Regions from separate parts of the Homo sapiens genome. Here region 1 is linked to region 2. Evidence: chromatin loops called from intact Hi-C (ENCODE). Cell type or tissue: HCT116. All regions are shown on one strand. Each heading gives the region's core, and the rest is flanking DNA. Links, peaks and the distances in the headings are about the cores only. Region 1 overlaps FGD5 (FYVE, RhoGEF and PH domain containing 5). Region 2 has its middle 36 kb from the start of COLQ.

Region 1 (2,915 bases), core at 161-2,660, 640 kb after region 2:
TTTTCTGTTGAAAACGTGGTGGTGTGGAAGAGGCCTGGGACTTGGAGCTCTGGTTTGATGATCTATAAAATGGGAATTAGCAATCTGTTCCTCTCGGGTTGGTGTGAACATGCCTCACTCTGGGGCTTACAGTAGCTGCTGGACATCCCTGAGCCCCCGGCTGGGCAGGGACATGCCCTTCCCCCACCCCACCCCCATGCACACACTCACCCCAGATGCAGCGACTCACCTTGCCACAGGCGTGACAGTGATGACGCCGCAGGGTGAGGGAGAAGTCGCAGCCGCAGTTCATGCACATCATGACGTGTGTGACAGGCACCAGGGTGGGGGGCCTCTCCCCAAGGCTAACCCCCAGCCTCTCTCGTATCTGCAGCAACAGAATTGGCTGAGTAATGTGGAATGTGGCCAGGAGACCAGCCAGATGCAGAGCCCAGTGAGCCCTGCCCTGCGTCTCTGTGCAGGGTGTGTGATGTGTGGGTGAGTGGGTCTGATGTGAAAGGCCTCTCCTGCACCCTCCAGGATGCTCACCCTTGGTTGGGAAACAGCCAGACTGTGAGAACAAGACTGTGGGTGCTGGGCTCCTAGGTTACACGGAGGCCGCCCCTGACTAGGGTGGGAGCATGGCAGGGGTGTGGGGGGAGCCAGTGCCCCAAGACAGGAGCTACACGTCCATCTGGGTGTGAGTGGCAACAGCAATGCCCGCCCAGGGAACCCCAGGTCTCTGAAGCTGGTGGCCCGTGGGCCCTGCCCACCCACTCACCTCCACGCTATGGTGGAATGCAGCCAGCGCCTGGGCCTTGTAGTCCTCAGGGAGGGCTCTGCTCAGACAGCCATACCACTCGTCCCTCTCTGCACAGGAGCTGCGGGCATGGGCTGGAGTGAGCAAAGGCAGGAGCAGCTCTGCCTCCCACCCTCCATCTCGGCATGGATGAGGTTCTCACTCAGATGCCCCTTGAGCCTGCACCTCTCACACTGCCCAGAACCACCAGCAAAGAAGAGATCACCTGCCAGACTAGGTTTACGAGCAGACCACTGGTCCATTAGCTGTCCTTGGGTCTGTTTCTTCTTACACTGGAATAATGATATTCCCCTAACTCCCAGGGCTGCTGTGGGGATGAAGGGAGATGTGGGACGTGGAACCACATTGTCAACATTGTGCAAAAGCAAGAGACATTAGGAAGGCCCAGAGGGTCCCACACTTCAGGAGAAACGGGCTGGCAGGGGACAGAGGGCTGGGTACCTGTGGAGGATGAGGGGTAGGTGGGAGCTGGCAAAGGTAAACATCTGTGTCTCCCACCTTCCTCATCTCCCCACATAGCTTCCCAGACAGTCATCCAACAGGCACTTTCCAAGTCCCTGCTCTGCACCAGGGAGGGCTTCCTGAGTGGCAAGAGCTACGCCTGGGCTGGGTGCCAGCTAGCTGGGTGAAGTTCTCACAGTGTCCACTAGATGCCGCGCCTACACCACAGGTAAGTGTGCAGCCTGCCCCGGAAAGCAAGCATAAGGGCCCGCTGGCCTGGGCGGGAGCAGTGCTGCAGGGCAGAGGCTGAATCAGCATTGTGGGCAGCAAGACACCATGTCCCTAAAATGTGATGAATGGGTCCTGCGGTCCCCTGGGAGCTTCAAGTGTGAAGGGTCTGGACTAGCAGGAAGGTGACTGGCATGCTAAAGGCCACTGTCCTTGCCCTGGGAGATGGGCAGCCCCACCTGAAGGCCCACGTGTGGATCGTCACCACCCTCAAGTCATGGCCGGACTAACAGAAACTATTTGCTGGCAGCCTCCTGCCCTTGATTTTATCACAAGGAGAGGTGAGGCCACGACCCCCACCCAGGCATCACCTCCTCCAGGAAGCATTCCCTCACTCCTCCAGATGGGGCAGTCCCTCCTTTGGGTTTCCAAGCCCTTTTCTACTCCCTCATGCAGTAGACTGTAACAGATAAGAGCTCTGGTCCACACAGTCCTGGGTTCAAACTCCAGTTCCACCTCACCTGGCTGTGTGACCCTTTTGCAAGCCTCAACTCCCTATGCATGGAAGGAGCCGCAAACCCCAGCTCTAAGGGTGGTGATGAGGATCACGGCGGCGTCTGGGGCCTGACAGGTGTCCAATGCCTGTTACTGCTGTCATTACCACTATTAATTGTTACAGCAGTTACTGCCCTGCATCTGAAGCAGTTTACAACTCTCCTACCTGTAATGTGGGCTCCTGGAGAGCACAACAACGGCTAAATTGTTGCCAGACCTGGCACTGAGGTGTGGCTAATAAATGCTTAAATTTTTTTTTTTTTTGAGACAGGGTCTCACTATGTTGCCCAGGCTGGTCCCAAACTCCTGGCCTCAAGTAATCCTTCAGCCTCAGCCTCCCAGATTGATGGAATTACAGGTATAAGCCACCATGCCCCACCTAATAAATGATTTTAATGAGAAAATGCATCTATGAGAGTGCATGTGCATGAGTGCATTTAGATCCCATTTCACACTCAGAACCGCCCAATGCAGGATAAACCCCCATGTGATAGGCACTGCTGCCATCCCATCTCATGTGCTTGCTGAGAGTAGACACCCAAGCCCCAGAAGCCTTGCTGACCCCTGCCATGCACGTCCCTGGCTGAAGAGCTACTCTTGGCTGGAGGCATACCTCCCTGGTTTCCAAGCCCCCGAGAGCTTGAGCTTACCTTGCCCTGAAAGAAGGAAAAGGGGATGCTCTTTAAGGTCATGGTCTGAAGCCAGAGATGAGGATCCCAGGCAACCCGAGGGCCTGGAGAAAATGCAGACCTTTCTGATAGAAATGCCATGCCCCACTGTGGTCTAAATGTTTGTGTCCCCCCAAATTCAAATGCAGAAATCCTCTTCCCAAAGGTGCTGGTGTTGGGAGGCAGGGCCTTTGGGAGGTGATGAGGCCATGGGTGTGGAGCCC
Region 2 (2,915 bases), core at 132-2,631:
AGAGTAATTCTAGCATTGCAGGTATTTGGAGTCTTAAAAATGTTCATACCGCGTAAGTTTTGACCCCGTGAGCTTTTTTTTTTTTTTTTTCAAGACAGGGTCTTGCTCTGTTGCTCAGGCTAGAGTGCAATGACATGATCACGGCTCACTGCATCTTTGACGTCCTTGGACTCAAGTGATCTCTCCATCTCAGTCTCCCGAGTTGCTAGGACTACAAGCGCATACCACCATGCCTGGCTACTCTTTTATTTTATTTTTGTAGAGACAGGGTCTCACTATGTTGCCTAGGTTGGTCCCAAACTCGTGGGCTCACGCTATCCTCTTGCCTCTGCCTCCCAGAGTGCTGGGAATATAGGCATGAGCCACTGTGCCAGGCCCCATTGAGCTTATTTGGGAATATATCCTGAAGAAATAATAAAATATTTGGTCAAATATTTATATAAAAGGCCATGTAGCGTAGTTTTATTTAGGAACAATTCCAATGTTTAATAGTAGGACATTGGTTACATAAGTGATGGTCTATCATCATAAAATAAAAATTGTATTATTTATTAATTGAAAAATAATCACAATACAACGTGTGAAAAGGGCAAGCTACAAAATGAAATGGAGTGAAGTAAGGAAATAACCATAATCATGCATACCTGCTTGCTTACAGAACAGAGATGGGCACAAAATAAACTAAAATTGTAATACAACTTGGTAGATGGAATTGTAGGCAATTTTTATTTAATTTTTTCCTTTATAGAATTTTAAAAATAATTATGTAATTTTTATTATCAGAAGCAGGCACTATTTTAAAAGAATATTTGAAATGGAAAAGCATCACTTATTTTCAGGGTCATTCGTGTTTTTTATCTGCAGTTTTACATAAATTGAAGCATAGGACTTTATATCAAAATTCAGCTTGTTTGCACCACCCATATCAGACTTGTCTACACTGGCTAGTTTAGGCACAAGTGACCACCATGAAGTGGTAGACTTCAGTTTTAGGGGTGAACCCAGAAGATACTGTGACTTGGCCCCTGACAGGCTCGTGGAAGCAGCCTCATTTCTCAGGTATTCTTATGTCCTGCACAGGAGGAAGAGACTATGAAAAGGAGCATTCAGACTGGATAGTTCATGTAACCTCATCAGTCTCCTCCCACTCTGCCTCCGGACACACCTCTGGCAGCCGAATGCAATATAAGATTTTGCCATTAGGTGGTGTAGAGGGCTTGATTAATATTTGTAAGTTGAACTGTGTAAATTTGTTACTAAATACTAGATAAAATTTGGGGAAAATGCCCCTTTCCTAATCATACTCTCAGAGAAAAAAAAAATGCTGACAGGTTATTAGACTGTCCAGCAGAGGTCAGTCTAAGTGTATAAAGACCACATTAGTCCAGGGGCACTAATTGACAGAGTCCATTGACTGCTTATTTAGTAAAAATGATCTTGAAATTAATCTCCTCATAGAAGATTTTCCTTAGAAGGATAAAATATTGAAAATACCCCTCTAAAATGAATCTATTGGTTGATAGATATTTGATAGAATATTTTGTAGCCCCTAGTTTAATAATGAATTTCTTATGTGATCCTATTATATGTGTTAATAATATCCAATTGCCTCATAAAAACTGAGCTTCGAAAGATTATGGCAGTTTTCTTAATTTAGAAAAACCCAGAATCCAGGGTTGAGGAGATGAATGGGAAATGAGTTTTATTATTATTATCATTATTTTGAGACAGCGTATTCTTATGTTGCCCAGGCTGGAGTACAGTGGCACAGTCATAGCTTACTGCAGCCTCGAACTCCCGGGCTCAAATACTTCTCCCACCTCACCCTCCCAAGTAGCTAGGACTACAGGTACATGCCACCACAACTGGCTAATTTTTAAAGTTTTTTGTAGAGATGGGTCTCACACTGTTGCCGAGGCTGGTCTCAAACTCCTGGGCTCAAGCTGTCCTCCCACTTCAACCTCCCAAAGTGAAATGGTTTCTTAGGTTACTTTCTCTACTAATAGTCTTTCCAGAAATCTTTCATATTTCATGGGGTTATTTGGGGATTCAGAAAGCCACCCAGAAGCTCCTAGCCCAATGCCTGGCATATAAAAGGCACTCAATAAGTGCCACTGCATTTTAGGAAGGTGAGAATTTAGAGAAGAGAACACCACTTGGAATCCCTGCTTAGCGGTGAATGTGAAAGTAGACATAGTGGTTTCCCTTTTCTCAAGTGACTGGGTCTTACTTCAAGTAAATTAGACATTTCCTGGAGATCAGGGGTTGTGTATTTTCACTTCTCTATATAGCCATAGTACTCTTTAAGAGTTCACTAACTACGTGTTAAATGGGAACTCATGATGGTTAACAATAGCTCAGTGGAGATGTTCTACAGTTATTTCATACATGCTACTTTGAAGTAGCTCAGCTTATTTTGTGAAGTGAGTGTATGTGCCATAGGGAAAAAAAGTCTCAAATCCATTGCAAGAAAATGGTAGGACTTTTGGACACTGAAGGAAAAAGAAAATGAAATGGAAAATTATATTTAATCCCAAATTGTTTTTGTTCCTTTATTTTCAAGACAGTTAGGCAGTGGGGAAGCAGTGCATGCCAATGAAGAAGCAGCCCATGACTCTGAAATAATGCAAATGTAAAGTGATTACAGTAGAACATCATATGACTGTTTTAAGAAAGTAGGAAACCAGGCTGGGCGCGGTGGCTCACGCCTGTAATCCCAACACTTTGGGAGGCCGAGGCGGGCGGATCACAAGGTCAGGAGATCGAGACCATCCTGACTAACACGGTGGAACCCCGTCTCTACTAAAAATACAAAAAATTAGCCGGGCGTAGTGGCGGGCGCCTGTAGTCCCAGCTACTTGGGAGGCTGAGGCAGGAGAATGGCGTGAACCCAGGAGGCGGAGCTTGCAGTGAGC

What was found. Hi-C counts contacts between places; a loop is a spot of excess contacts. Peaks named below come from ENCODE experiments on the same cell type or tissue, not always from the same donor. Only the 100,000 strongest peaks of a DNase experiment are listed, where the experiment ranks them.
Region 1: a loop joins it to region 2, with 8 times the contacts of the local background. A loop is called at or near these places in 2 of 110 quality-filtered maps.

The regions. Positions count from the first base shown.
Region 1 is chr3:14,919,863-14,922,777 of GRCh38, reverse strand. FGD5 (FYVE, RhoGEF and PH domain containing 5) reads right to left here. Exons shown (of 20, transcript NM_152536.4): 14 at 761-860; 15 at 230-367. LOC105376963 (a long non-coding RNA gene) reads left to right here. Exons shown (of 4, transcript XR_007095829.1): 2 at 1-477; 3 at 1,319-1,469; 4 at 2,295-2,431. Among named protein-coding and RNA genes, the nearest start is that of NR2C2, 26 kb to the left of the region's middle. RefSeq lists enhancers at 1-637, 1,153-1,652. In HCT116, for the core only: a CTCF peak has its summit at 1,447 (motif pointing right); a DNase peak (open chromatin) is centred at 1,447.
Region 2 is chr3:15,556,034-15,558,948 of GRCh38, reverse strand. No RefSeq gene overlaps it. Among named protein-coding and RNA genes, the nearest start is that of COLQ, 36 kb to the right of the region's middle. In HCT116, for the core only: a CTCF peak has its summit at 1,228; a DNase peak (open chromatin) is centred at 1,168; H3K27ac peaks cover 606 bases.